Linked DNA regions of Homo sapiens: region 1 is linked to region 2. A link is an interaction called in ENCODE POLR2A ChIA-PET data of the cell type or tissue named here. Cell type or tissue: GM12878. All regions are shown on one strand. Each heading gives the region's core, and the rest is flanking DNA. Links, peaks and the distances in the headings are about the cores only. Region 1 overlaps FBXL13 (F-box and leucine rich repeat protein 13). Region 2 overlaps FBXL13 (F-box and leucine rich repeat protein 13).

The links. Peaks named below come from ENCODE experiments on the same cell type or tissue, not always from the same donor. Only the 100,000 strongest peaks of a DNase experiment are listed, where the experiment ranks them.
Region 1: POLR2A ChIA-PET joins it to region 2 with 5 read pairs; 3 of 35 experiments call an interaction of 5 or more read pairs at or near these places.

What each region holds. Positions count from the first base shown.
Region 1 is chr7:102,832,315-102,848,596 of GRCh38, reverse strand. It overlaps FBXL13 (F-box and leucine rich repeat protein 13), which reads left to right. Exons shown (of 21, transcript NM_001394494.2): 19 at 15,623-15,757. It also overlaps a transcript of FAM185A not described here and the pseudogene RNU6-1136P. Among named protein-coding and RNA genes, the nearest start is that of LRRC17, 73 kb to the left of the region's middle. In GM12878, for the core only: no CTCF peak of the experiment used is centred there; DNase peaks (open chromatin) are centred at 4,556 and 7,086.
Region 2 is chr7:103,017,293-103,033,574 of GRCh38, reverse strand. It overlaps FBXL13 (F-box and leucine rich repeat protein 13), which reads left to right. Exons shown (of 21, transcript NM_001394494.2): 4 at 4,157-4,224; 5 at 4,827-4,975; 6 at 6,017-6,126; 7 at 8,345-8,512. Among named protein-coding and RNA genes, the nearest start is that of FBXL13, 49 kb to the left of the region's middle. In GM12878, for the core only: no CTCF peak of the experiment used is centred there; a DNase peak (open chromatin) is centred at 7,997.

The DNA of each region.
Region 1 (16,282 bases), core at 2,976-10,975, 180 kb after region 2:
TTTTTTTTTTTTTTTTTTTTTTTTTTTTTTTTTTTTTTTTTGAGACGGAGTCTCGCTCTGTCGCCCAGGCTGGAGTGCAGTGGCGCAATCTCGGCTCACTGCAAGCTCCGCCTCTTGGGTTCACGCCATTCTCCTGCCTCAGCCTCCCGAGTAGCTGGGACTACAGGCGCCCGCCACTACGCCCGGCTAATTTTTTGTATTTTTAGTAGAGACGGGGTTTCACCGTGTTAGCCAGGATGGTCTCGATCTCCTGACCTCGTGATCCGCCCGCCTCGGCCTCCCAAAGTGCTGGGATTACAGGCGTGAGCCACCGCGCCCGGCCTCGAATGTGTATTTTTTATGCAGATTATCTCTAAATGAAAATCTTGCAGCTAGACAAAAATTTCTAATTATTTCAGTGTTAGCAGGTTGAGGTAGTTGATTAAGAAATGTCATTAGCAGCCAGGTGCTAATGTCATTAGCAGGAGAAAATCAGGTTTCATTAGGATGCACCAGAAGGACTGGCAGGTGTGTATGCAGTGAAAGTGTGCATATATGTGTGTTTACATGCAAATATATGTAAAGGTACATCTATGTCTAGTATATGTAGGTAAATTAAATATATGTATACACCTTGGTATATATTAGATCATATACATATGTCAATGTGTATATGTATTTATTACACCCAAATTGTGTATAGAGAGATGCTATGTGATTATACATTTCTAGGCTAAAACCAATAGATGATGGTCAGTATTTAAAGCAGATAATAAAAATTGGTTTGTTGGTTGGGTGCAGTAGTTCACACCTATAATCTTAGCACTTTGGGAGGCCGAGGTGGGTGGGTTACCTGAGGCCAGGAGTTTGAGACCAGCCTGCCCAACATGGTGAAACCCTGTCTCTACTAAAAATACAAAAAAATTAGCCAGGCATAGTGGCGCACACCTCTAGTCCCAGCTACTCCGGAGGCTGAGACAGGAGAATCACTGGAACCCAGGAGGCAGAGGTTGCAGTGAGCCGAGATCACACCACTGCACTCCAGCCTGGGCGACAGAAAGAGACTCCATGTCAAAAAAAAGAAAAGAAAGAAAAAAAAATTGAGTGTTAAAGAATTACCTTTTTGTCTATGTTTTATTTTAAAAATTAATCATCCATTTAAATGACAAAGCTCTTTTTCCTGTGGAAGTGTGTGGATTAGCTCTCTGATAGCAAAAGTAATAATATAATTTAGGGAATGTGGGACTAGCTGTCAAGAGTCCTAATTTTTATTCCAATTCTGCCTCTTACATGGCCACATTTTCTTAAGCAATTCACTTGGCCCACAACAATTCATTCCCCTACAGTGACTACAATTGTGAAGCAGACAGGAGCTTGCACCCTAGAGCAGGGGTAGGCTTTTTTTTTTTTCCTGTAAAGTTTTGAAGGGTCAGGTAGTTTCTGTTTTAGGCTTTGCAGGCCATACAGTCTCTGTCGCAACTTCCCAACTTTGCCATTGAGCATAGAAACAGCCATAGACAATATGTAAATAAATGAGAGTTGCTGTATTCCAATAAAACTTTATTTATGGACACTGAAAATTTGAATTTCATATCATTTTCACATAATCATGAAATATTATTCTTCTGTTGCTTTTTTTTCAACCATTCAAAATATATAAACACCATTCTTAGAGTGTAGGCCATACAGAAGAACTACAGGTTAGCTGGGCAGGCAGACAGCCACCGTCAGTGAGCATTGAGCCTGTGGCTGTCATAAGCAAATGCTGTTTGTGCTCTCTACCCTGCAGCCTGGTGGGCTGGCTGTGCTTGCATAGGTGGCCTGTGGCTGTCCCAAAGTTCAGGCACTTTGGTCATGTCCATTAAGCTTCCTTAGTACAACACTGGGGTATTATTTGCAATTAGCAAGTTGGAAAGAGCTTAGATGATTAATTAGGCTACTCCATACCTTCAAGTAAGATCATGCTCAAACCATCTCATTTCAGATTTTTTTTTTTTTTTTTGAGACTGAGTCTTGCTCTGTTGCCCAGGCTTGTATGCAGTGGCACGATCTTGGCTCACTGCAACCTCCTTCCGGGCTCAGACAATTCTCCCACCTCAGCCTTCCAAGTAGCTGGGATTACAGGCATGTGCCATCATCCTCAGCTCATTTTTGTATTTTTAGTAGAGATGGTGTTTCACCATGTTGGCTGAGGCTGGTCTTGAACCCCTGACCTCAGGTGATCTGCCTGCCTCAGCCTCCAAAGTGCCAGTATTATAGGCATCAGCCACCATGCCCAGCCTCAGATTAATTAATTTTGTGAAAATGTGACCATCTTGCTCAGTGATTGAACACAAAACATTTTGGATTAGACTTTCCATGTAGAGGACATGGATAATCTGTTTGTTTTTTGAAAACAGAAATCATTATAATTTTTTTTTAAATGATGAGGCTAGGTTTAGTGGGTTAGGCAGATATATAAGCAGAAAAATTCAATACTATGTGGTGGTTGTCAGCTAATATCAATTTAGCCCTTACTACATGTCAGGCACTGTTGTATTTTCCATGTATTAATTTCCTACTTTATGAGGTAGGCAATACTTTTAATTCCATTTTACAAACTGGAGGTTCCAAGAGGTTAAAAACTTCTCCCAAGTCATGAAACAGGTAAGTACATGAGCTAGTGTATAAAATGTCTAATTCCAAAAGGATGCTTTTAGTCATAATGCTGTGATAAAGGTATGTAGGAGGCTATGGGAGGATTCAGGCGAGGTACCTAATCCAGCATGGGAATGCCAGGGAAGTTTATCTGTCAGAAAAATCACTTTAACAAGGAAAGTGGAAGTTACATTGAAGAGCAGAAGGGGAAAAGGAGAGTGAAGGTAGGAATCTAAGAGGTTTTTGTTATAGTCCAGGGGTGACAGGATAGCAACCTGAACAAGGGAAGTAACAGGGAGGCTGGGGAGAAGGAAATGGATTAGAGAACATGAACATTTAGATAGCAAAATCCATGAAATTGTTGATAGTTCAGATGAGGGATGAGTGTGAAGATGTGGTTAAAGACGATGTCCATGCATCTGACTTGGCTGCCAGGAATGTTGGTGGTGTCCCCGCTTTCAAGCCCTATGAACTACCAAGATCTATTCAGTATTTTGGCACTTACTGTTGTCAAAATTTCTCTTCTTGTGAGTATGTGATTTATAGGAAATATATATATCTTGGTCTTTATCCACAGTCCTGGCACAGAGCTCCTTAAAGGGCTTGTAACTTTCTGAGCAATAGGGGTAATAGGTATCTTTTGTTCTAATATTTGGTCTTTGACCATGGTTCCTGATGCAGAACTCCTAATTCCTTGGAGTTTCCTGGGTGTATCTTCTGTTCTAATGAGGTGACTCTTGGTGAGTTCTTGGTTGGGGGCTGGTCATGAGAAAGGCCAGGCCACGATTAGAATCTTGGAACTTTCTGCTCCATTCCCCATCCTTTGGGAAGGGGAGAGGGGCTGGAGATTGAGCTAATAATTGATGGTGTCTATATGACGAAGCCCCCATAAAAATCCCTGAACTACAGGGTTTAGAGTACTTCCAGGTTGGCGAACACATCCATATGTCAGGAGAGGGGTGCACTCCAACTCTGTGGGGACAGAAGTTCCTGCACTCAGGACCTCTACACCTAGCCCTATGTACCTTTTCATCTGGCTGTTCATTGGTATCCTTTATTATATAATAAGCTGGTAAACATGTTTCCCTGAATTATTTGAGTTGTCCTAGCAAATTATCAAGCCCAAGGAGGTAGTTATGGGAACACTAATATATAGCTGGTTCATCAGAAGTCCAAGTGACAACCTGGGACTTGCGATTGGCATCTGAAATCTACTGGGATTGGGCTCTTAACCTGTGGGGTCTGTGCTAACTCCAGTTAATGTCAGAGTTGAATTAAATTGTAGAACATCCAGTTGGTGTCACAGAATTGGTCAGTGTATAGAAAAACCCACACATCTGGTATCAGAAGTGAAGTGTTCTGGAAGTATTGAGAGTGGTGTGACTATAGAGAAAAAAACAGTTTTTTTAATATGGCATGATTTTGTCTGTGTTTCCTCTAAGCTCTCTTCACCTCTCCACTCTTACGACAGTCTTTTAGGCATTCTCTCTCCCACTCTATCTTTAGGTTTGTGGCAGCCGCAGGCAGGCTAAGGGAGCTCTGTTTGAATTTGTTTTTACTCTACCTACAAGTAATTTGAAGGATGTATTGTTCTCTTAGTTCTAGTAATGATGAATGTATGGGTCCTGTGCAGTTTTATTTCTTTTCTCTTTATATTTTCTGGTTTGGAGGGGAGGCGAAGATTCAGACTTCGATAATCGTCATTGTTCTCCAAACCCAAACATAGCTCCCTCTTATTTTTATTAACTATAAAAGATAATTAATAAATGACTCTGAAGTTAATTATAAAAAAGTATCTCTAACAGAGACAGTTCATCTGCTTTTTAAAGCCCTGAAACCAGAATGCAGTGGGTAGTATTTATAATTACACAAAAGAAGGAAGTCTGTGGTAGTGGTTCAGCCTCATCTGCTCTCTTGTGTTTTCTGCCTGGTTTGTGGCTTATATTCTTCACAAGCTGGTTTACTAATATCTTGCAGATGACACCACTGATGAATTTTAAGGGTGTAACCTAGGTCAGCACCCTGTTGTCTGATGATCACTTAGGTATCTGACTTCGGCTTATGGAGTATAAACGGCAGTAGAGATATTAGAACCTCCACTTCTCTCATTGTCCTCTTCAGGCCCCGTCTTTTTTGAGACCCTCAATCTTGCTCTAGCTGCTTCACATTGGATTTTTAAATTTTTATTATTTTATTTTTTTTATTAAGACGGAGTCTCGCTCTGTCGCCCAGGCTGGAGTGCAGTGGCGCGATCTTGGCTCATTGCAACCTCCGCCGCCTGGGTTCAAGCGATTCTCCTGTCTCAACCTCTGGAGTAGCTGGGATTACAGGTGCCCACGACCATGTCTGGCTAATTTTTTGTATTTTTCGTAGAGACGGGGTTTCGCCACGTTGGCCAGGCTGGTCTCAAACTCCTGACCTCAAGTGATCCACTCACCTTGGCCTCCTGAAGTGCTAGGATTACAGACGTGAGCCACCGTACCCAGCCTTTCTTTAAAAGCTGTGGCAGGTTTTTTTGTTTTTTGTTTTTGTTTTTGTTTTTGAGATGGAGTTTTGCTCTTTTTGCCCAGTCTGGAGTGGTGCGATGTTGGCTCACTGCAACCTCTGCCTCCTGGGTTCAAGTGATTCTCCTGCTTCAGCTTCTCAAGTAACTGGGATTACAGGCATGCGCCACCACGCCCAGGTAATTTTGTATTTTTAGTAGAGACGGGGTTTCAGCATGTTGGTCAGACTGGTCTTGAACTCCTGACCTCAGGTGATCCGCCTGTCTCAGCCTCCCAAAGTGTTGGGGTTACAGGTGTGAGCCACCATGCCCGGCCTACCACTTGAAATAACATACTCCTTCTCTCCCTTAATCTTCATAACCTTTTATGATACATTCTCTTAGATTATAAACTTTCGATTTTAAAAATTTGCCCTTTGGTAACATTTATCTTGATTTACAAATAGAAAAGGAGGTAGAGGAGGAGGGATTCGGCATAAGGGACTGGGAAGGGCGGCAGCCATGTGGCACAATCATAAGCTACTTCATAGTTGGGAGAACAACAGAGCAACAGTCATTGCTGTTCATTTGACTTTTGGTCTGACCCAGGAATGTTCAGTAAGTTGAGTGGCTCCAGGCATAGTCTAAGTAGAAACTGAGGGTTCAGAGTTCTGAGTCTTGTACTCTGGACTATCTGTGCTATGGAACTGAAACCCCTAGAATTTGTAAGGAACATCTACAAGGATACTCAGGTCAGAAAGGCCCAGGAGTACCTACCTCATTCAGCAACAGTCCAGTCAAAATCTTCCTCCCCGACAATGGCCTATGACCAGCCTGTTCTACACATTCCTCTCTGGAGTGTAAGAAGGGTTGAGTTCATGTGCTCTAACAGCAAGAACTGGATTATTCTCCAGTGACTCTCTTCTGATCTTAAATACTTAGTTTGAATCACTAAACTTTCTAACTAGTTATAAATGTTGTTTGTGCAAGATTCTCATCAATCATTCTCATCAGTTGATAGACTCCACCCCCTGGTGCTCAACCAAAGTTGATTTTGGTAGCCTTTGACACATACTGACTTGTAATGCCAAAGATGGATTAGATGTGTTGGCTCCATGTAGCAACATTTTTTTTTAAAGAACTCAACATTGATTTCTATTTGTTTTCCAAGATTAAGTCATTCAGTAATTATCAAAGCATGAGATTTCAGTAACTCCACCTCTTCTCTAGGGTTACAAGTTGTGTTTATGGTTCGCAACAGAAGCAACGGAGGACTCCTTTCCAAAATGACTTTAATCATTGGCCTTTGTTGCAGCAGAAGCTCTGAAATCTCTTGTATGGGGAGGTGGAACGTCCGGACATTTGGATCTTTTGTCTCTTGACCATATTGCTTGGCAAAGTCTCTCTTCTCATCCAATACTCCAGGTTATGATTAGGAAATAATTGACTAAACTGTCTATGATGGAGATTCCAGAGGGTCTCTGGTTTAGAAGTGTTTTACAGGGTATTGGGAGAGGAAACTAAGGAATTCCTCTGGTAGAATGAAGGGTAGTGGGGATATCTGGTAGCTTGTGGAGAAAGCAACCCCCTACAAAACCTGGAATAATTAAGAGTTTTACTATGGAAATCTGTGCTGCTTGGCTATCCATGCCAAGGATAGTTTCCTAAACTTTATAATAGAACAACATACTCCTGGAGACCCAAGACACCTGGAATCAACTGGGAGTCACAGATAAACTCTTGCCAAGATACCCAGGCATTATTCTTTCTTCAAAGCCTGTGAGCAAAAGAAATAAACAGTATTCTCTGTGGCTCCTGACACTAGTGTGTTTCTAATTGTGGAGGCAGTTCAAAAGAATTAGAAATTTGCTAGACTTCAAAGGATGTGGGATTTGACAGTTTGTCAGTTTCCCATTGTCTGTAAGGTTCCAAGGGATACTGGAGTCATGGGTACTGTGTTTTCTTGGCCGAAAAACAGCTGAAGCTGAGAACACCCCACACCAGTCCTGGCTTCTTGCCCACTCCCATTGGGGAAGAACCACTCTCAGACAACTGAAGCACTGCTGAACTTGCTAAATGAATGTGCACATCTGTTCTTTTCATATTGAGCATCCACAGAACAGAACTAAAAGAGAATGTGTTAAAAGGAAGATAATCCGTAGGAGCCCTCTCCCACTCTTTAAGCTGCCCCTGGAACATTAGTTTATCCTTTGTAAGATGAAACTTGCCAAAAGTTAAAAAAAAAAAAACTGTCAGATTGTCTGAAGGCAAAAATTTAAAAAAAGGGAAAATAAACATCAGAATGTTTGCTTCTTTTGTTTTTTAAACCTATGTTTAGGTTTTTGATATGTTTTTGATCCCTCTTCTATGTGACACACCTAGGCTTTGCTCATTGTGCCTTGCCTGACATAAACCAAGGGCCTGTGGCATGTCTCACAGGAGCTATGATTTCTCCATGTTATAATTTGTAATAACCCTCCCTATCAATTCCAGTTAAATTTTGTTCATTATATTTCCTCATCCTAAAGCCCTCATCACATACATCATAGATAGGATCGTTCCAGGATCTCTCTGGTTCACAGACAAAAGCCAGGGTCCATGTCTTCCAAGTGCTTTTGGAATACACATTTTCTTTTAATCTTCTAATAGGCCTATGAGATAGGTAGACAGTTATTTTCTTTCTCCTCTTATATATGAAGAAACTTGAGGTAACATGACTTGTTCCTGGTCACATAGATACAATTTCAGATTCCAGGCTCTCTTTTTTTCCACTAGACTGGTAGCCTCCCTTGATTAGATCACCTCTTATTCTATTATGTCCGCAAATGGGAGGTGAAAGCAGTACTGATAATAGTTCGTGAACTCTTTATTTCTTAGAGATCCTTAAATGGAAGAGGTCATAGGATGCTGTGACTGTCCTTACAGTAAACATTATGAGTTGTCATTTTCTTGGGAAAGACTAAGAACAAAAAGTGAGGTGGCTGGCTGTGCAAATAGACACCCATCAACTCTTTCTGGCTGATTATTTTAGCTTAAGGAATTCCCCCGCCTTTCTTGCCCCACAGAGGACCCTGGACTAGTGCCAGGTAATTGGGCCACTAGGCACCACTTTTTGAAATAAACTTAGAGAAATGTAAAAAGTGTGGGTTATGCCACAGGCAACAAGAAAAATATCTGATTGCCATTTGGGTAATTCAATCCTGGTTCATTTTTATTTTGGAGAGAAAATCTAAAACCTGAAGCTGTTCTAAAATTTTTCTCAATAAATTCTAGTTACCAAGTACAATTCAAAGACATTTTGTTTTGGTCTTTTCCTGGTCATCTTTCCTTTTGGTTTTCCCAATATACATTCTCTTTCACTGCTTACCCTTTCTGTTCTTTAATTTCTTCCAATTTTCCTTCTTTTTATGCATCTGTCAAATTTTATATGTTAAAGATAATTCCTTTATTTTTACAAAATGTTCTGGATCTGTGCAGCCAGTAAGCCATCAAGATTTACTGGCAACCAAAGGTGTGCTGTTGGGTAGGTGTCTCTAGAGAAAGCATGTACTCCAGCAAATGAACAACACAATTTTTTTGGTGTGACAAGAAAATATTGAAAGTTCTAGAAATGTCAGATTTATTTTTTATCTCATACATTCTATTTTATATGTTTAAATATATAATATATATTTGAATAGTTTATGCCTATATAATTTACAAAGTACATTAATATACATTTACTGAAAGTGTATGCTCAAAATATTTTTACTATGCCAGGCACAGTGGCTCACATGTGTAATCCCAGCACTTTGGGAGGCTGAGGCAGGCGGATCCCTGAGGTCAGGAGTTCAAGACCAGCTGCCAACATGGTGAAACCCTGTCTCTACTTAAAAATACAAAAATTAGCTGGGCGTGGTGGCAGACACCTGTAATCCCAGCTAGAGGCTGAGGAACGAGAATCTCTTGAACCCAGGAGGTGGAGGTTGCAATGAGCCAAGATCATGCCACTGTGAAGGGGGCCAGCCCCTCCACACCTGTGGGTATTTCTCGTCAGGTGGGACGAGAGACTGAGAAAAGAAATAAGACACAGAGACAAAGTATAGAGAAAGAACAGTGGGCCCAGGGGACTGGCGCTCAGCATACCAAGGACCTGCACCAGCACCGGTCTCTGAGTTCCCTCATTATTTATTGATTACCATTTTCACTATCTCAGCAAGAGGAATGCGGTAGGAGAGCAGGGTGATGGTGGGGAGAAGGTCAGCAAGAAAATGTGAGCAAAGGAATCTGTGTCACAATTAAGTTCAAGGGTAGGTACTATGCCTGGATGTGCACGTAAGCCAGATTTTTGCTTCTCTCCACCCATACATCTCAGTGGAGTAAAGAATAACAAAGCAGCATTGCTGCCAACATGTCTCGTCTCCCGCCATAGGGCGGTTTTTCTCCTATCTCAGAATTGAACAAATATACAATCAGGTTTTATACCAAGACATGCCGTTTCCAGGGGCAGGCAGGAGACAGAGGCCTTCCTCTTATCTCAACTGCAAGAGGCCTTCCTCTTTTACTATCCTCCTCAGCACAGACCCTTCACGGGTGTCGGGCTGGGGGACCATCCCACGAGGTCTTTGCCATCCCACGAGGCCATATTTCAGACTATCACATGGGGAGAAACCTTGGACAATACCCAGCTTTCCAGGGCAGAGGTCCCTATGGCTTTCTGCAGTGCATTGTGCCCCTGGTTTATCGAGACTGCAGAATGGCGATGACTTTTACCCAGCATACTGCCTGTAAACATTTTGTTAACAAGGCACATCCTGCACAACCCTAGATCCGTTAAACCTTGATCCCATACAACACATGTTTCTGTGAGCTCAAGGTTGGGGCTAAAGTTACAGATTAATAGCATCTCAGGGCAAAGCAATTGTTCAGGGTACAGGTCAAAATGAAGTTTCTTATGTCTTCCCTTTCTACATAGACACAGTAACAGTCTGATCTCTCTTTTCCCTACACCACTGCACTCCAGCCTGGGTGACAGAGTGACACTCTGTCTCAAAAAAAAAATTTTTTTTTTACTATGGTGTTCATGATTTAAAAAGTTTGGCAATCAGAGCCACAGAGAAGCAGTGCATACAAATAATAATACTAGCTACTATCTACTGACTGCTAACTATGTGCAAGGTACTGTTCAACTGCTTTATTCATATTAACTCATTTAATCTCCCCAACAACTCTATGAAGTAGGTGCTACTCCTCATATTAAGCTACTCCTGTGTTATTCCCACACCACTGATGAGAATATTGAGGGGTAAGAGAGGTTGAGTAACTTATCCAGAGACACAAAACATCTCATGGAAGGATTTGAACTCAAGCCAGTGGGCCCCCAGACTGTGCTCTTAACCAACCCTGTATGCTGCCTCTGGCAGTTACTGAACCGAGTGAGAAGAAGGACTGGGCTTAGTATTCTGAGGGCCATATATGGAAGCTCATTCTCCTCACTCCTGTGCTGAGAAGCATTCTTCATTCATTTTGGATACTCTCTCATCTTGAACTAATTCTGTATGCCAGATGTTGGCAAAGATAAATTAGACATGGATTCTACCCTCAAGAAGTTACAGTCAATGCAGAAGATAAGACACTTACATGAATAACTATAATACAAGTAGAAAGTGAGAAAGTTGCCTGGGCGTAGTGGCTCATGCCTATAATCCCAACGTTTTGGGAAGCCAAGGAGGAAGGATCACTTGATGCCAGGAGTTCGAGATCAGCCTGGGCAACATAGTGAGACCCTGTCTCTATAAAAATTAAAAAATGAGCCAGGCATGGTAGCATGCACATATGTGGAAGGCTGAGGTAGAAGGATCATTCAAGCCCAGGAATTTGAGGCTACAGTGAGCTATGATCATGCTGCTATGCTCCAGCCTGGGCAACAGAGCAGGACCCTGTCAAAAAGAAAGAAAAGCTTATAAGAATTTGAAAGCGCATCTCTTCCACAGAGAAGAATTGGGGAAGACTGTAGAATAAACCACATTTGAGCTGGTTTGAAGCCAAAGTTTATCCCTCACATCACCATCTAATTTTATAACAAATTTCATCATGAAAGTGTCTTTGGAAATATTTGTTTTGGTCCTTGGCCTTATCCCCCTTTCCCTTTCAGAGTTCTCTCCATGTTTTAAAACAGGGAGCTTCTCTGAGGCTGGGCCTTTGCTAAGCCTTGCTCAGCCTGGTTTCCCTGGCAGGGAAGGTGGGAATGCAAGAGTGGCATCTCCAGGAGGGGCACCTTCAGGCTCTGCAGAGTTTAGTTGTGGTGCCAGGCCATGACCAGTCCCACTTGCTCTGATGCCCAGTGGGAACAAGGCCATTGTTGGTGGAGTGTAGCTCTCCATCTCATGGGATATGCGAAGTAGATATCTTGGGATATGCCCAAGAAACTGAAGTTTTTGTATTTAGTTGATATCTTAAAATTGTGGAAGTTGCATTTTAGCCTTTGGGGCAGCCAAAAATGTCTTCATTATAGAAAATGGTTCTTGACAGCACATATTTTCCAGAATTACCAACAGGGAAAAACTCCCCAACTTTGCAGTAGAATTAATTGGGACCTAATGAGGCAAATAGTCAAGAGATGGTGTTATGAGTATGCAACACGAAGTGAGCTTTTCTAAGGCTAGAAGCTGCCACCTGTCAAAGTGGTTTAATTCAGGATTTTGGCAGAAGCACATTATTGTGACAGTCAATAAATGTGAGTGAAATTCAGTCTCCTCTACGTACCCTATTTAGGAATGTAGTCATTAAGTGCCTACACTGTGACTCAGCTCAGAAGACACAAGAAGGAATGATCTAACTCGCTAAGAGATATGGAAGTTTTCTTCCAGATTGCCAACACACAGCAAAATTGGCTGATACATGGGAAAGGAGCCAAACTTGATAATGTTTGCATTTTTATCTCTGTCTTTACTGTAAAAGATTTTGACTTGGAAGAAATTTAGTGTTGCATTTTCCAAGGAAAGAAAATCAGCAGCATCGATAGAAGTATGATTCTGCAGCATTGGAGCCAGAAGTGTATATTGTAATCTTATCTGTAGGGGGGAAATGGAATTTCATGAGTGATTATGTTGAAACATGCTTGCAGATTTAAGTACTTAATATGACTTATATGTGTTTAAAGGAAAACACGAATTCTAAGAGAGGAAAAGTTCTGACTTTAGTTCGCCAATCTGCCACTGATTTAGCATAAAGCCTTAGACCAATTTTTGTGCCTCAGATTTTCCATGGATGAGAATGGTACCATGAATGTATCATAGACCTTGTAATCATTTTTAAGTTAGTTTTAAATTTAAAACCTCTGAGAACATTTGTCTTTAAAGAATATTAGAGCTTTTAAAAAGGCATAAGGCAGATTTGATTCGAGCAGTCCAAGACATTGGCAGATGCTACTGAAGAGGGTTTTCAGACACGAAGAGCCTTGAATCTCCCTCTAAAGCTTGTTTCATCCTTCAATAAATTATTCTTATAGTTTAAATATTCTTTCTTGCTTTAATTTTTCTCTGGTTCCTCTAACTCTGTCCATTCTCTCTAACAATGTTAATGTCTCTAACAAGGGAAAAACAATGTCGGGGCCGGGCGCGGTGGCTCACGCCTGTAATCCCAGCACTTTGGGAGGCCGAGGCGGGCGGATCACGAGGTCAGGAGATCGAGACCATCCCGGCTAAAACGGTGAAACCCCGTCTCTACTAAAAATACAAAAAATTAGCCGGGCGTAGTGGCGGGCGCCTGTAGTCCCAGCTACTTGGGAGGCTGAGGCAGGAGAATGGCGTGAACCCGGGAGGCGGAGCTTGCAGTGAGCCGAGATTGCGCCACTGCACTCCAGCCTGGGCGACAGAGCGAGACTCCGTCTCAAAAAAAAAAAAAAAAAAAAAAAACAATGTCACCTTACTTCTTGCAACATAAAAATTCTTGTATTATTAAAAGAGACTTCTTAATTTTCTTGAAGACATAAAGGATCAGTGAACCAACTAGTATGTACTGAGCACTTACTGTGTTCTAATATGATGTTTGGGAAAGGGATATGAAAGCTAGCAGATTTCCAGGCAGTACAAGGGGCTTATTGCATTTTTATTGAATCTCCAAACTGAGATTCCAGGCCACTGATTCCAATAATTCAAAGGTAGATTCCTTTCTGTACCTCCTTGGGTGTGCCCCACTATGCTTGATTATCTCCAGTGACAGGTCCCAAGCTATCTCCTGACAAGCTGCCCCTTCTAATTTTTGCCATCACGTAGTTGCCAGACAAGACAGACTTTCATGCAGTACAGGAATGAGTCAAATACCCTAAGTGCTGAATCAGTTGAAAAAGACAAGTTCTGCATGAGATCAAAGAATGAATCACTGTTGGCTGTTGTGGTCAGGAAAAGATGATGACTTAGGGTTAAATAACCAATATCTTTCAGTTTTTCTCAAAGTACAATACATTTGTGCATCTTTATTATTATTGGTGTCATGTGCAAATCCTGATAGTAGTTAACATTTATTCTTTTTAATGGCTTAAAATTTTTAACTGACAAATAAAAATTGTATATATTTATGAAGTACAACATGCTGTTTTGATACACACACACACACACACACACACACACACACACACACATTGTGGAATGGTTAAATCAAGCTAATTAACATTCATCACCTTACATACTTATGATACTTTTTATGGTGAGAACATTTAAAATCCATTAGCAAATTTCAAGTATACAATACATCGTTACTAACTATAGTCATCATATACAATAGATCTCTTGAACTTTCTCCTCCTAACTGAAAAAACAATTGAATGTTTCACAAATCTGTGTCATCCTTGTTCAGGGGCCAGGCTAATCCCTGTATTTTTCCAATTTTAGTATCTGTGCTGCTGAAGTAAGCACTAGTTAACTTTTATGGGGTGCTTACTATGTGCCAAGCACTAGCCAGTGTGCATACTGCCTCTCAACTAACACAGTATATAAAATCTTAGAGATAGCTAGAGAATCTATTTTGTGCTAAGAGCCACATCACATATATATATATATATATAATCACATATATATAATATATATAATCACACATATATATAATATATATATAATCGCATATAATATATATATATATAATTTATATATAAATAAGAAGTATCTTTAGTAACCCATTAGGGTTACTAAAATCTAGTACTTACAACTAAAATTAATGGTAAACTACCATTTACTGAGGTCTCTAACTTTGTATTCTAAGAGGAGCTGCTTCATAATGAGGCAGAATTCTTAGAATGATTGAGCACATGTAGATAATTATAATAATTCTCACATTTTGGGGGAGGAAATTTCCTCCTTTTTCTTTTCTCTTGTCTTCTCTTTTCTTTCTTTCTTTCTTTCTTTCTTTCTTTCTTTCTTTCTTTCTTTCTTTCTTTTCTTTCCTTCCTTCCTTCCTTCCTTCCTTCCTTCCTTCCTTCCTTCCTTCCTTCATCATGGTTTCCAATTTCTACTCCTATTGCTTTTTAAATATATTTTTACAATTACGGTTAGGTTTACTTTTGTGGATTGTTTTGTTCTTGTATAACTGCTGAGTTGTAAACTTTTAAGTGTTATTTCCTCATGGATTCTTATCACTGAGTTATTTTTTAACTGAAAAGTAGGAATGAAAATTAAGAAGTATTGATATAAAGGGAATGATTTCCAGGCCTTTTTCTAGTCCTAGATATTTCAGGTGAACATTTCAGCATTTCAAAACAATGCTAGAGAGTAGATGTTATTTTCCCTAAGTTAAAAAAGAGGAGCTGGGCACAGTGGCTCATGCCTATAATCCCAGCACTTTGGGAGGGTGGATCACTTGAGGTCAGGAGTTCAAGACCAGCCTGGGCAACCTAGAGAAACCCCATCTCTACTAAAAAAAAAAAAAAAGAATTAGCCGGGCGTGGTGGTGCACGCCTGTAGTCCCAATAGGCACAAGAGGCACAAGATCACTTGAACCTGGCAGACAGAGGTTGCAGTGAGCTCAGATTGCACCATTGCACTCCAAGCCTGGGCAACAGAGGAAGACTCTCAAAAAAAAAAAAAAAAAGGAAACAGGCTCAGAAAGATAGTAACTTGCTAAGATTTAAGAGGTAATAAATGGTGGAAACGAAAGCAAAACTCGGGTCTGTCTGATTCCAAAGAATCTGTTCTTTCCATTACATTCCACTGTCAATCTTGGAGTGTCTGCCATATAATCTTACCCTCAGATTTCTTTTCTTCTACTCATTACTGACCATATGAGTCAAACTTCATTAGACCTAACTTCAAGAAAACCAAATTTTGTTAGCAGGCATTTGAATATCACTAAGCTGTTAAGCTGCTTTGTGAATATCTTTTGCTATAAACAGATGTTGGATGTAACATGGGTTTTTTAAATTATTTTTTGGGGGCATCAAGATCTAACATCTGTATTTCAGGGACTGAAATGTACATTTAATAAGCTACTATAAGTAAGACAGTTCTAGATGACTAAAGAAAAGAAAAAATTTGACCTTGGAATTTTTTGCAGGCATTCTGCAAAAGCTCACTGATCTTGGAACATTTGGATGTCTCTTATTGCTCCCAGCTGTCAGATATGATTATCAAAGCACTGGCCATTTACTGCATTAACCTCACATCTCTCAGCATTGCTGGCTGTCCAAAGGTATGTGCAGGAGTCAGGGCTCAAACACATCCAATTTAAGCACTGCCAAGGGACAAGGCAGGACAGCGATCAGGGCTGGACTCAGAATATGTTCTCTTTGCCATGGTTGAGGTATTCATTGGATTTTTTTCTTCTATCCTCAAATTGGAAATAGCTTATGATTCCACTGGTGTCAAAGTAGAATTTTCCAAAAGTTAAAAACATAATTCTCATACAAATATAAACATGTGTCAAAGATTTCTTTAATTCACTAATGAGAGAACCAACAAAATGACAAAGCCAGTGCGTAGAGCATTTGAATGAACTTAGTATTTGTAGGAACTGATGAAAGAATGTTGCATTAAGAGTGTTAGGTTAGATCTAAAAGTGTTTTACAAGTTATTAAATCCATAACCTTGGGGTTACAGTTTATACCAGATACAAATAATTTGCATCTTTCCTGGACAAAAATATAACAACATATAACTTCATTGAGCTAGGGCCTTAGTGGACAGTAAATGGTATGTCAAACAAAGGCATGATTTC
Region 2 (16,282 bases), core at 3,332-11,331:
ATCGGGAAGGTCTGCAGCTTCATTCTTGAGCCAGCAAGACCACGAATCCACCAGAAGGAAGAAACTCCGAACACATCCGAACATCAGAAGGAACAAACTCCAGACACGCCGCCTTTAAGAACTGTAACACTCACCGCGAGGGTCCGCGGCTTCATTCTTGAAGTCAGTGAGACCAAGAACCCACCAATTCTGGACACAATGCCTTTCCTTCACTTTGTATTGCACAAATAGTGCTGTGTGCCTCATAGGAGCAGTTCTTTTGGATTCTGCCTGCAGTTTGTTCTTCCCTAAGACTCAGACCCCTGATTCAGGTGGCAGAGACAGATGACATGTGGCTCCCCACCCCATCCCCATTCTTGTCTTTCTTTCAGAGCATAGGAAAAGAAAAAAAAGAAAAACAAAAACAAAAAACAAACAAAAAAACCTTTCTTAGTCTCTTGTCTGTCAAAAATATTTAAATTGACTTTTAGAACTCTGTGTGTGTGAGTGTGTATGTGTGTGTGTATGGGGGGATGGAGAGAGAGAGACAGAGACAGACAGACAGAGAGAGAGAGTCTCACTCTGTTGCCCAGGCTGGAGTGCAGTGGCACAATCATAGCTTGCTCACTGCAGCCTCTATCTGAGCTCCAGTGATTCTCCCACCTCAACCTCCCAAGTTGCTGGTACTATGGGTGCATGCCACCACACCCCGCTAATTTTTTATTTTTAGCAGAGACAAGGTCTCACTATGTTGCCGAGGCTACTCTTTAAGTCGTGAGCTCGAGGGATCCTCCCACCTCAGCCATCCAACGTTTTGGGATTGCAAGTGTGAGCCACCATGCCTGGCTGACTTTTAGAATGTAATATTAGACAGGCCCAGGTAACAGAATCCATTAGATTTAGGCCAATGTTATCCCACCTCCACACCTCATACTCATTAAATGTTGAAAATATAGAAAAGGAGAAGGAAAAACTAAAACTTTTTTTCTGTAGCTATTGAAATCCTCGCATCAACTGAGTTTGCAATGCAAATATATGGTCCTTGTCTGGATTCTAGTTTGAACAAACCGTGTAAGACATTTGGAGGCCAATTCCAGAGAGTTGGCTATGGCATGGGTACAATGATATTAAGCAATTACTATTAAGTGTCTAAGGCAGGATAATGGAATTGTGGTTGCAAAGAAAAGGTACTCATTTTTTAAGAGATGGATATTATGAGATTTGGGGGATGAAATGTCATGATGTCTTAATTTATATACTTTAAAATAGAAAAAGCAAGTATGGCAGAATGTTGACAATGTTAAACATGGATTGTGGGTATTAGGTGTTTATTTTATTTCTCTGTAAGTTTGAAATTTTAAATCTTATTTTCCTCCAACCCTGGCAGAGGAATGAAATTTTTTTATAAGCTATTTTTTTAGGACTGGGTTGTAATCATGCTACATATAATATCTTTTCAAAAAGAAATCAGTTTTATATTTCACTTCTTTTTCTCTCCTAATCTATAAAAACATGTTTCCTTGAAACTAGTGTGTGTGCTATTGTATGCTGCTGGAACTCAGCTTAAAATTTGGGACTTAACATTCTTCTGTCCCCAGTGTACATGAGGAATAAGACATACTCTTAGTCATAATAGTGACTAATCACAGCAGTAATTCCTAGAGAGGGTAAGAGTGGAGGGCTAAGGAATCTTGGGAAGTGAGCCTGGGTAGTTTACAAGTTTTGCAGTTGATTCCAACTGGCTTCTTGTAGGCCACTGGCCTAAAAAAGTAGTGTTAAACCCTAACTTAATACTATGAAAAATCTTTTGCAACGAATTCATTATTTATTTACACATTCCCACTCTTTAACTTTAAAAATCATCTCTTATGGTAGAATTTTTTCTTTTATTTCCAGACTAGAAATTAACCTTTCAGTGTACCTGGACTCTTAGAAATCGTATTGTGATGCACTGTCCATTCCTCCCTCACTTTGTTTGTAACTACGGGTGTCTGGGGATAGCAGCACTAGTGGTGTGAGTGTTATGTGAGGGTACTCTGAGGCCATCTGTAGCCAGCACTAACTTGCTGTTTATCCACTGACTTGCCCACAAAGTTGTTACCAGAATCCTTTGCCCTCCATTTGTGGTAGTCAGATGGTGGAGAATTGGCTTGCATTTAAGCAGTTTTCTAATTCTGTTGATGGATCAATACATATATATTTGTTGAGCTCCTACTCTGTGCAAAACACTGCCAGCTGGAATTAAAAGGTGAGAGGAAGAATATTTTTCAGTCAGAAGCAGTTAAACAATATGCAGCGACTGTGAAGGGTGGGAAGCCATTGGCTGGAGTGTGGATGGTGGAAACATAAATGGAGGAAGTGAAGCCATGTGACTAAGTGGTCCAGACATGTGCCCAGTGATTGGATTGGCCAGAGATTCCTTGGAGCTGCAGTGAAGTCAACACATGCCCACCCCTAAGTGGGGAATGGGGCATTACTGGGCTGGAGTCCTCTTGCATATTAGTCCCTTGGAGATGCTCTCTTAAACTTGCTTTTCCCTGTGAAGAAAAGAATATATACCAATAATAATAATAATGAAAAATTGTGAGTTTGTTTCTTTCTCTCTTTCCTTCCTTTCCCCTCCCTCGCTCCCTCGCTCCCTCCCTCCCTTGCAAACTGGGAGAACAATAAATGTAAAGTTAAAATAAAAATTTATGAAGAGAAACTCTTAAAAAATGAATATTAGAACAACAAAAATTCTGGTGTATTATAAATCATGAATTAATGAGGATTTAAATTACTTCTTTCAATAATAGAATAGAAAATGCTTTTATGCTGTTTTAAAGAGTTGATCATCAGAAAAGAAAACTTGAGTTCAAATGGTATTTGCTGAATTTTAATAATTCTTTTCAAAATCATTATTACTATAATGTTTTGAACTACATTCATTTGGTCATATAATATACTCATATTTTTATGACATATCATTTACTGTAGTTATTTATTTAGGACTTTTCAGGTAATATCATCTAAAAAGAATTAAGCTCATGAAATTTAGGGACCTACAACAGTACTGAAAAATTGTAATGTTAGTGAAATTTGTCTGCCTTTGCCACCTCATCCCCTTCTTGGTTTTTATTCTGCCTGCTGTAATATCCTCAATACTCCTTTACTCATCTGGATTCCTTTCTTCTATAAAAATCTGAATTTAGTGAAGAATGACTTGAATCGTTTATGTTGTCCCTCACTGTAGGCATAATTTGCATTTAATCTCCATCAAAAGTGAGGATTTTCACATGTCGGGGGTCCTATGGGCCTTTCTTGTATGCCTAAAATAAATCTATGATGAACATGTGTATGCCATATCTGTTAATTTAACAAAGTATTTACAGCAATGTGCAAAGGAGAAAACATTTGCCTTAGAAAAGTAGAATTCAGAATTCCTGGCTGTTGGTATAGATTTGAACCAAACTTACCTATACACCAAATAGATGTGACCATATGTTTGTATATCTATATAGTAAGCAAAGGGGCAACAAAATAAGAGGAAAACACCATTAACACTTAACAGTAGCCATGTGCATATAATACTTATGTTAATATAATAATATCTTTACTTATTAAAGAATGCACAGAAGGTATAGATGATTTCAGTTAGCTGTTGCCACATGTTATTGTGAATAGTTGTAAGTGATAAATTTGCATCTCTTTAAGCATATTCCACAGTTTAGACTTTTCATTTATGTGGTTTTCCTATTCCTGCTTGGTAAATGAGGAATTCCTCTATGTTGAAAAGAGAATCTCAGTTTATATCCTTGAAAAAAATCATTCTGTTTGATTCAGAATGATTCAGAAAATCATTCTGTTTTAATAGTGAACAGCAGAACTGCAATTCTATACTATTATAAATATAGCTTATCATAACAATGCCATGATGCTTAACTCTTCAAACTAAGTGAGATATAATGGGAAAATATATTAAGCTGTTATTTTAACTTAAAAAAATAGCTTACAGACATACACAAAATTCCAAAACATAAATAGTATATAGTTCTTTCAGCCCATTCCTGTCTCCAACTGCCCAATTCCCTTCCCTCTTGGCATCCATTGCTCTCTTTTTCTTGAGTATCTTGCAGAGGTAGTCTGTGCATTCCATTTATTTCTAATATTTGTTATTTCAATTATTTATTTACTTTAGATGACTCCGGAATTGATGATAAAAGCCTGTAGCTTTTATACTGGACATTTAGTAAAGACTCATTTTTGGTAAGAATGTGATTTTTACAATTTCTTCCTCTTTGAGTTTTTATTCTTGATATTCTCCGTGCAAAGAAAAATTCACTTTTGGCCAGTTGTGCTGATTTTATCTGTTTAATCATGTTTCTACCATTTTGTATTATATATTTCTTTTATATTTAATCAGCTTTTACTTAGTTAAAATATGTATTTTACTTCTTTAAGGTATAATTATCTTTTCTTAAAAAATAAAACTTTAAAATTAAAATATAGTTAGTTTCACAGTCCACTTATCTGAAACCCTTGGAGCCAAATATGTTGTGGAATTTAGATTCCTTTTAAAAAAAGACATCATTAGGTGGTTCTTTTGGTAAATTGGAATTATGACAACATGATTTTATCCCATGATTTCTTTATTTTATCTAAAAAGAAATATGACTCATATAATCTCCATTTTTCTCTATAACTCTTAGGAATTCTTCAGGTCATACCCAAGTTGTAGAAGTTTCTTTCTATGCTGTGGTTTTTGAGGTCATAAAGGAGATATCATTCTTTGTTCTCCTTAATTTATTTAATGATATATTGCCCTAATATCAAAATATTATTTTTTAAAAAATGTCTTCTGCCTGCAGCACTTGGAGAGACATAGCTCGTACAAATGAAAATGTCGTCCTGGCTGAAAAAATGAACAGAGCAGTGACATGCTACAATTTCAGACTTCAAAAATCTGTATTTCATCACTGGCACTCTTATATGGAAGACCAGAAAGAAAAACTTAAAAGTAAATTCTTACATAGTAGCAATTACTTTTTGTATCCATTTATTGAAATAATAAAAAAACTAACAGTTAAGCATACTTTGGGTACTTAGAGAACCTATCATTTTTATGTCTAGACAATTGTCATGAAATGAAGGTAGAGCTGCTAATTTAAAAATACTTAAGGAGATTTGTCTCAAAGGATTTTATTTTAATAGAAAACATTTAAAATCAAATCTTGTGTGCATTTGTGTGTATGTATACATGAATATAAATAGAATCTACTATGAGCTTTTCTACATAATAGAGAGCTGGATGGGTTCCAAATAGTATGGACAGGTACCAAAATTGACTATTTTTGTAAAGAGGTTTATGCTTTTTACAAAGATTATATTTAATGTATATATGACGAAACTAAAAAATAAAAATTATCTTCTCTTAAGACCTTGGGGGTTATACTGAGTGGGTGGGAGGTACATTCATGTGATCCATGCTCACTCAGTATAACCTCCAAGAGCTCTTGTCTTCCAGTTAGATTTTTTTGCAACTCTCCTGATAACAACTTGTTTATGACTGTTGCAAACCAGAGAATCATTTCTTTTTGGCTGGCTTTGGTTGGTACCTCAGTTAGAGTGGACCCTCCGAAAATTTTAACATTAGTGTAACGAAGGGTTAGGAACTGGTTAATCACAGGACATAAAATTAAATTCAAAGGCATTGGATCTAAATGCTACCTTATGACTGTATTTCTTATGAAAAAGTTTAGAAGTTCTGGTTTTACAAAGAACAACCTTGTTTAAAAAAAGGAAATGATACATGTCTTGACATTTCTATTGCAGTTTTACATCTTAATTTCTAAGGGCAAAGGTGATGTTTCCCAGTTCGTAAAGTCTTGAGAGTACTAATGCTATCAAAAGTAATTAATTTCAAGTGTAAATAAGACCAAACAAAAACGATCAGATGCGACATTGTCTCATAAACATGATAGACTATTAAATCACTTTGTGTTTTTTGGAAACAGCTATAACTATTAATATATACAGTAATCTAGTAAATTTCCTTCAGATATTCTATTGCGGATACAACAGATCATCTATTGTCACAAGCTAACCATTATCCTAACAAAATGGCGGAATACAGCAAGACATAAGAGTAAAAAGAAAGAAGATGAGCTGGTATTGTATATTGAAACAATTTTTTAAGAATCCGAATGTTTCAGTTATATTCATGTTGCCTCAAATAGTAATGCCGTGTGTGGAAAATACTAAAATCCTGAATATTATCTACTTTTGATGGGATTCTTGTTTTTTTTTATTTTTATTTTTTTGGGACAGAGTTTTGCTCTTGTTGTCCAGGCTGGAGTGCAATGGTGTGATCTCGGCTCACTGCAACCTCTGCCTCCCAGGTTCAAGCATTTCTCCTGCCTCAGCCTCCTGAGTAGCTGGAATTACAGGTGTCTGCCACCACACCCAGCTAATTTTTTTGTAGTTTTAGTAGAGATGGGGTTTCACCATGTTGGCTAGGCTGGTCTTGAACTCGTGACCTCAGGTGATCTGCCCGCCTCGGCCTCCTAAAGTGCTGGGATTACAGGCGTGAGCCACCGTGTCTGGCCGGGATTCTTGTTCTTTAACTTAATAATTTAAAATTTACTTCAGCTATTAGTATATCATTACTTAATATTGGTTTAGTATGCTCAAAGTAACACTATGATCAGATGTAGAAACATGCTGGATTTTTTTTTCTGTAGTTACATTATTTAGTAGGAGATATTTTATTAATATTCTTTGAAATATAAAGTAAGGGTAGATAGGAAAGAGAATGTGGGGTGAAGTTAAATCCCCTTCTTTTGTGGTTGCCCCATGGATCAATGCCTCTACTCACCTAAATTTGGTTCAGATGTTGAGACTGACAATAGCACACACGCAGCAAAAGAGTATGAGGAGATTTATTACTTACATATGCCTAAAACAATGCTAGAGCCTGTGCTGAGCTTTAAGCATCTCAGAGATTACTTGAGATGCTCTCTAGAAGTTTATAATCTATAGGTTTTGAGCTGGTGGTCTTGCAGGCTGTCCTCTAGGCTTTGCCTTTTGCAAACTACCTTTTCAATGTTACCAGTGAAACAGCTCTACTTTGGGTACCTAATACTATGTTAGTCTGCTCATTCACTGCTTTCCACCAGTCTGTATGTTAAGCTAGTGTTTTGATAACTGCCCTCTATGCCTGATCACTGATTGTCTAATAGTGAAATAGGTAACTGTACATGACCAGTCCCCCCTTATACACCCCCTTCAGCTAAACATCCCTGAATATAAAAATTAGCCAGGCATGGTGGTGGGCCCCTGTAATCCCAGCTACTTGGGAGGCTGAGTCAGGAGAATCTCTTGAACCCTTGAGGTGGAGGATGCAGTGAGCCGAGATCACGCCACTGCACTCCAGCCTGGGCGACAAAAGCGAAACTCCTTCTCAAAAAACAAACAAACAAAAAAATCCCTGAGAGCAGGCAGTATTGTTCTCTTAGTATTGTCCATATGCTGAGCGTAATGTTTTGCACACAGTGGTTGATATATATTAATATATATAATTTATGCTATATGTACTATAATATCATCAAGATATATGTATATTATATATATTATATAGTTAATTGTGTGTTTAGAGAACTTTTTTTCTAGATATATGATTTATTGACCTAACAATCATTCTACATTCACTTAAATGGAGTGAGGATGGCAAGTGTATGCTGGGAGCAGAGGCAGGGAACACCTGTGTGTCAAGCGCTCCACATGTGTTCTGCCTCAGGCTCTAATATGTGTGTGTATATACACAGACACATACATACATACATACACACATACACATATATATATTACATCAATATATATTATGCCAATATTGTGTATATGTTTATGACTGAAATACTACCTTTATTTATTACACAGTTTTCAGAAGTGTATCAAAAGTTAAAATGGGGACTTCCTGTGACAATAAATTTGGCAATTTCCCAAATGCATTACTACTGACTTCCCTTTTTTGTTATCTGTATGTTAATCACCTTCACTCCATGCACCAATTACCAGTTTTATCATTGCCAGAGCCTTGACTTTGTGGTCCTCACTTCCTCATCTGTGAAAGAGGAGACTAGATCAGCGTTTCAAGATGGCTGCCTGTGCCAGTGTTTTATGACAACTAATGGAAATGATCTGTAATACTTCGGTGGTTTAGAGAACATTAAACATGCTTATGAAAAATTATAGTTTATGTAGTAATGATGACGATCATAAATAATGTTTAATTGGTCCTATTCTTGTGTCAAGCACTGTGCTTTGTGTCTGTCATCTCTCTTGACCGTTACAGCAATTCCATGGAATTTTAAAATTATTTTCATTGCAGATATTAAAACATGAACTTCAATTGAAAAAATGGAAAAATAGGTTAATACTCAAAAGAGCTGCTGCAGAAGAATCCAATTTTCCTGAACGAAGTTCTTCTGAAGTCTTTCTTGTAGATGAGACTCTAAAATGTGACATTTCACTGTTACCTGAAAGAGCAATATTACAGGTTTGTATGAATTCAGTATACATTATATACTATAATCTGCCAAGTGTGGTGGTGCATGCCTGTAATCCCAGCTGCTTGGGAGGCTGAGACAGGAGAATTGCTTGAACCCAGGAGGCAGAGGTTGCAGTGAGCCGAGATCACACCATTGCACTCCAGCCTGGGCGACAATAGCAAAACTCCATCTCAAAAAAAAAAAAAAAAAAAATATATATATATATATATATATATACACATATATATACATATATATGTATGTATACACTATAATCCTACTCTTGATGTATTGCATTCAGTTAGAATAAGGATATTTTTGCCCATTATTTCTTCCTTTACAAATTACCTGCTCCTATCTTGTCTGTTTTTACATTGTAATTCCTATAATTTTCTTACTGGTTTGTAGTAGCTCTTTATATTGGCAATATTAGCCCTTTGGAATATATTTGGAGATTTTTTTCCCCCACACTTGATGTTTGCTTTCAGTTTTGCTTGTGGAGTCTTCTGGTGACAGAATTTTTTTTTTTTTTTTTTTTTTTTGAGATGGAGTTTCGCTCTTGTTGCCCAGGCTGGAAGTGCATTGGTGCAATCTCAGCTCACTGCAACCTCCGCCTCCTGGGTTCAAGCGATTCTCCAGCCTCAGCCTCCAGGTAGCTGGGATTACAGGTGCCCACCACTACGCCCAGCTAATTTTTTGTATTTTTAGTAGAGATGGGGTTTCACCATATTGGCCAGGCTGGTCTTAAACTCCTGACCTCAGGTGATCCACCCACCTTGGCCTCCCAAAGTGCTGGGATTACAGGCATGAACCACCACACCCGGCTGATGACAGAAATTTTAAAGCTTTATGTAATAAAGTCTGTCATCCTTGCCCTAATTATTTCTCTCTCTCTCTCTCTCTCTCTCTCTCTCTCTCTCTCTCTCTCTCTCTCTTTTTAACTTTTATTTTAGGTTGAGGGAGTACATGTGAAGGTTTGTTATATGTAGGTAAATTGCGTGTCATAGGAATTTGGTGTATATTTTGTCACCCAGGTTATAAGCCTAGCATTCAATAGATACTTCTCCAATCCTCACCATCCTCCCACCTCCACCCTCAAGTAGATCCTGGTGTCTGTTCTTCCTTTCTTTGTGTCCATATGTACTCAGAAGTTTAGCTTCCACTTGTAAGTGAGAATGTGTAGTATTTGGTTTTCTGTCTCTGTGTTAGTTTGCCTAGGATAATGGTCTCCAACTCCGTCCATGTTGCTGCAAAGGACATGATCTCATTCTTTTTTATGGCTGCATAGTATTTCAATGTATATATATACCACATTTTAAAAAATCCAGTCTACTGTTGATGGGCATTTAGGTTGATTTCATATCTTTGCTATTGTGAATAGTGCTGTGATGTGCATATGCATGCATGTGTCTTTATGGTAGAATGATTTATATTCCTTTGGGCATATACCCAATAATGGGATTGTTGGGTTGAATGGCAATTCTGTTTTATGTTCTTTGAGAAATGGCCAAACTGCTTTCCACAATGGCTGAGCTAATTTACATTCCCACCAGCAGTGTGTAAGCATTTCCTTTTCTCTGTAACCTTGCCAGTATCTGTTATTTTCTGACTTTTTAATAATAGCCATTCTAACTGGTGTGAGATTTACATTTCTCTAATGATTAGTGATGTTGAGCATTTTTTCATATGCTCATTGGTTGCCTGTATGTCTTCTAAGAAGTGTTTGTTTGTCTGTTTTCACCACTCTTTTAATGGTATTTTTTTTTGTTTTGTTCTGTTTTGTTTTGTTTTGTTTGAGACGGAGTCTCATTCTGTCGCTCAGGCTGGAGTGCAGTGGCGCGATCTCAGCTCACTGCAGGCTCCACCTCCCGGTTTCACGGCATTCTCCTGCCTCAGCCTCCTGAGTAGCTGGGACCACAGGTGCCCGCCACCACGCCCGGCTAATTTTTTGTATTTTTAGTAGAGGCGGGGTTTCACCGTGTTAGCCAGGATGGTCTCGATCTCCTGACCTCGTGATCCACCCGCCTCGGCCTCCCAAAGTGCTGGGATTACAGGCATGAGCCACCGTGCCTGGCTAATGGTGGTGTTTTTTTCTTGTAAATTTGTTTAAGATCCTTATAGATTGTGGATATTAGACTTCTGTTGGATGTATAGTTCACAAATGTTTTATACCATTCTATAGGTTGTCTGTTTATTCTGTTGATAGTTTCTTTTGCTGCTAGAAGTTCTTTTGTTTAATTAGGCCCCATTTGTTAATTTTTGTTTTTGTTGCAATTGCTTTTGGCATCTTCATAATGAAATTTTTGCCAAGTTCTATGCCCAGAATGGTATTTCCTAGGTTATCTTCCAGGGTTGTTATAGTTTTAAGTTTTACATTTAAGTCTTGCATCTATATTGAGTTGATTTTTGTATATGGTGTAAGGAAGTGGTCCAGTTTCAATATTCCGCGTGTGGCTAGCCAGTTATCCCAGTATCATTTATTGAATGAAGAGTTCTTTCCCTGTTGCTTGTTTTTCTTGATTGTGTAGATGTGTGGCATTATTTCTGGGCTCTTTATTCTGTTCCATTAGTCTATATTTCTGGTTTTTTTTTTTATACTTTAAGTTCTAGGGTACATGTGCACAACGTGCAGGTTTGTTACATATGTATACATGTGCCATGTTGGTGTGCTGCACGCATTAACTCGTCATTTACATTAGGTATATCTCCTAATGCTATCCCTCACCCCTCCCCCCACCCCACTACAGGCCCTGGTGTGTGGTGTTCCCCATCCTGTGTCCATGTGTTCTCATTGTTCCATTCCCACCTATGAGTAAGAACATGCGGTGTTTGGTTTTCTGTCCTTGTGATAATTTGCTGAGAATGATGGTTTCCAGCTTCATCCATGTCCCTACAAAGGACATGAACTCATCATTTTTTATGGCTGCATAGTATTCCATGGTATATATGTGCCACATTTTCTTAATCCAGTCTATCATTGTTGGACATTTGGGTTGGTTCCAAGTCTTTGCTATTGTGACTAGTGCCGCAATAAACATACGTGTGCATGTGTCTTTATAGCAGCATGATTTATAATCCTTTGGGTATATACTCAGTAATGGGATGGCTGGGTCAAATGGTAATTCTAGTTCTAGATCCTTGAGGAATCACCACACTGACTTCCACAATCGTTGTACTAGTTTACAGTCCCACCAACGGTGTAAAAGTGTTACTATTTCTCCACATCCTCTCCAGCACTTGTGTCCTGACTTTTTAATGATCACCATTCTAACTGGTATGAGATGGTATCTCATGGTGGTTTTGATTTGCATTTCTCTGATGGCCAGGGATGATGAGCATTTTTTCATGTGTCTGTTGGCTGCATAAATGTCTTCTTTTGAGAAGTGTCTGTTCATATCCTTTGCCCATTTTTGATGGGGTTGTTTGATTTTTTCTTGCAAATTTGTTTAAGTTCTTTGTAGATTCTGGATATTAGCCCTTTGCCAGATCAGTAGATTGCAAAAATTTTCTCCCATTCTGTAGGTTGCCTGTTCACTCTGATGGTAGTTTTTTTTGCTGTGCAGAAACTCTTCAGTTTAATTAGATCCCATTTGTCAATTTTGGCTTTTGGTGTCATTGCTTTTAGTGTTTTAGACATGAAGTCCTTGCCCATGCCTATGTCCTGAATGGTATTGCCTAGGTTTTCTTCTAGGGTTTTTATGGTTTTAGGTCTAACATTTAAGTCTTTAATTCATCTTGAATTAATTTTTGTATAAGGTGTAAGGAAGGGATCCAGCTTCAGCTTTCTACATATGGCTAGCCAGTTTTTCCAGCACCATTTATTAAATAGGGAATCCTTTCCCCATTTCTTGTTTTTGTCAGGTTTGTCAAAGATCAGATGGTTGTAGATATGCGGCATTATTTCTGAGGGCTCTGTTCTGTTCCATTGGTCTATATCTCTGTTTTGGTACCAGTACCATGCTGTTTTGGTTACTGTAGCTTTGTAGTATAGTTTGAAGTCAGGTAGCATGATGCCTCCAGCTTTGTTCTTTTTGCTTAGGATTGTCTTGGCAATGTGGGCTCTTTTTTGGTTCCATACGAACTTTAAAGTAGTTTTTTCCAATCTGTGAAGAAAGTCAGTGGTAGCTTGATGGGGATAGCATTGAATCTATAAATTACCTTGGGTAGTATGGCCATTTTCACGATATTGATTCTTCCTATCCATGAGCATGGAATTGTTTTCCATTTGTTTGTGTTCTCTTTTATTGTGTTGAGCAGAGGTTTGTAGTTCTCCTCGAAGAGGTCCTTCACATTTCTTGTAAGTTGGATTCCTAGGTATTTTATTCTCTTTGAAGCAATTGTGAATGGAAGTTCACTCATGATTTGGCTCTCTGTTTGTCTATTATTTGTGTATAGGAATGCTTGTGTTTTTTGCACATTGATTTTGTATCCTGAGACTTTGCTGAAGTTGCTTATCAGCTTAAGGAGATTTTGGGCTGAGACGATGGGGTTTTCTAAATATACAATCATGTCATCTGGTCATCTGCAAACAGGGACAATTTGACTTCCTCTTTTCTTAATTGAATACCCTTTATTTCTTTCTCTTGCCTGATTGCCCTGGCCAGAACTTCCAACGCTATGTTGAATCGGAGTGGTGAGAGAGGACATCCTTGTCTTGTGCTAGTTTTCAAAGGGAATGCTTCCAGTTTTTGCTCATTCATTATGATATTGGCTGTGGGTTTGTCATAAATAGCTCTTATTATTTTTAGGTACGTCCCATCAATAACTAATTTATAGAGAATTTTTAGCACGAAGGGTTGTTGAATTTTGTCAAAGGCCTTTTCTGTATCTATTGAGATAATCATGTGGTTTTTGCCTTTGGTTCTGTTTATATGCTGGACTATGTTTATTGATTTGCATATGTTGAACCAGCCTTGCATCCCAGGGATGAAGCCCACTTGATCATGGTGGATAAGCTTTTTGATATGCTGCTGGATTCGGTTTGCCAGTATTTTATTGAGGATTTTTGCATGGATATTCATCAGGGATATTGATCTAAAGTTCTCTTTTTTTGTTGTGTCTCTGCCAGGCTTTCGTATCAGGATGATGCTGGCCTCATAAAATGAGTTAGGGGTTGTTCCCTCTTTTTCTGTTGATTGGAATAGTTTCAGAAGGAATGGTACCAGCTCCTCCTTGTACCTCTGGTAGAATTCGGCTGTGAATCTATCTGGTCCTGGCCTTTTCTTTGGTTGGTAGGCTTTTAATTATTGCCTCAGTTTCAGAGCCTGTTATTGGTCTATTCAGGGATTCAACATCTTCTGGTTTAGTCTTGGGAGGGTGTATGTGTCCAGGAATTTATCCATTTCTTCTAGATTTTCTAGTTTATTTGCATAGAGGTGTTTATAGTATTCTCTGATGGTAGTTTGTATTTCTGTGGGATCAGTGGTGATAACCCTTTTATCATTTTTTATTGTGTCTATTTGATTCTTCCCTCTTTTCTTCTTTATGAGTCTTGCTATCCGTCTGTCAATTTTGTTAGTCTTTTCAAAAAACCAGCTCCTGGATTCATTGATTTTTTGAAGGGATTTTTGTGTCTCTATCTCCTTCAGTTCTGCTCTGATCTTAGTTATTTCTTGCCTTCTGCTAGCTTTTGAATATGTTTGCTCTTGCTTTTCTAGTTCTTTTAATTGTGATGTTAGGGTGTCAATTTTAGATCTTTCCTGCTTTCTCTTGTGGGCATTTAGTGCTATAAATTTCCCTCTACTCACTGCTTTAAATGTGTCCCAGACATTCCGGTATGTTGTCTCTTTGTTCTCATTGGTTTCAAAGAACATCTTTGTTTCTGCCTTCATTTCATTATGTACCCAGTAGTCATTCAGAAGCAGGTTATTCAGTTTCCATGTAGTTGAGCGGTTTTGAGTGAGTTTCTTAATCCTGAGTTCTAGTTTGATTGCACTGTGGTCTGAGAGACAGTTTGTTATAATTTCTGTTCTTTTACATTTCCTGAGGAGTGCTTTACTTCCAACTATGTGATCAATTTTGGAATAAGTGCTATGTGGTGCTGCGAAGAATGTATATTCTGTTGATTTGGGGTGGAGAGTTCTGTAGATGTGTATTAGGTCTGCTTGGTGCAGAGCTGAGTTCAATTCCTGGATATCCTTGTTAACTTTCTGTCTCGATCTGTCTAATGTTGACAGTGGGGTGTTAAAGTCTCCCATTATTATTGTGTGGGAGTCTAAGTCTCTTTGTAGGTCTCTAAGGACTTGCTTTATGAATCTGGGTGCTCCTGTATTGGATGCATACATATTTAGTATAGTTATCTCTTCTTGTTGAATTGATCCCTTGACCATTATGTAATGGCCTTCTTTGTCTCTTTTGATCTTCGTTGGTTTAAAGTCTGTTTTATCAGAGACTAGGATTGCAACCCTTGCTTGTTTTTTTGTTTTCCATTTGCTTGGTAGATCTTCCTCCATCCCTTTATTTTGAGCCTATGTGTGCCTCTGCATGTGAAATTGGTTTCCTGAATACAGCACACTGATGGGTCTTGAGTCTTTATCCAATTTGCCAGTCTGTGTCTTTTAATTGGAGCATTTAGCCCATTTACATTTAAGGTTAATATGTTATGTGTGAATTTGATCCTGTCATTATGATGTTAGCTGGTTATTTTGCTCATTAGTTGATGCAGTTTCTTTCTAACATCGATGGTTTTTCCAATTTGGCATGTTTTTGCAGTGGCTGGTACCGGTTGTTCCTTTCCGTGTTTAGTGCTTCCTTCAGGAGCTCTTGTAAGGCAGGCCTAGTGGTGACAAAATCTCTCAGTATTTGCTTGTCTGTAAAGGATTTTATTTCTCCTTCACTTATGAAGCTTAGTTTGGCTGGATATGAAATTCTGGGTTGAAAATTCTTTTCTTTAAGAATTTTGAATATTGGCCCCCACTCTCTTCTGGCTTGTAGAATTTCTGCCAAGAGATCCGCTGTTATTCTGATGGGATTCCCTTTGTGGGTAACCTGACCTTTCTTTCTGGCTGCCCTTAACATTTTTTCCTTCATTTCAACTTTGGTGAATCTGACAATTATGTGTCTTGGAGTTGCTCTTCTCGAGGAGTATCTTTGTGGCGTTCTCGGTATTTCCTGAATTTGAATGTTGGCCTGCCTTGCTAGATTGGGGAAGTTCTCCTGGATAATATCCCAAAGAGTGTTTTCCAACTTGATTCTTCTCCCTGTCACTTTCAGGTACACCAATCAGAACTAGGTTTGGTCTTTTCACATAATCCCATATTTCTTGGAGGCTTTGTTCATTTCTTTTTACTCTTTTTTTTCTCTAAACTTGTCTTCTCACTTCATTTCATTCATTTGATCTTCAATCACTGATACCCTTTCTTCCACTTGATGGAATCAGCTACTGAAGCTTATGCATGTGTCACATATTTCTCGTGTCATGGTTTTAAGCTCCATCAGATCATTTAAGGACTTCTCTACACTAGTTATTCTAGTTAGCTATTCATCTAATCTTTTTTCAAGGTTTTTAGCGTCTTTACGATGGGTTCGAACTTCCTCTTTAGCTTGGAGAAGTTTGATCGTCTGAAGCCTTCTTCTCTCAACTTGTCAAAGTCATTCTCCATCTAGCTTTGTTCTGTTCCTGGCGAGGAGCTGCATTCCTTTGGAGGGGGAGAGGTGCTCTGATTTTTAGAATTTTCAGCTTTTCTGCTCTGTTTTTTCCCCGTCTTTGTGGTTTTATCTGCCTTTGGTCTTTGATGATGGTGACGTACAGATGGGGTTTTTGTATGGATGTCCTTTCT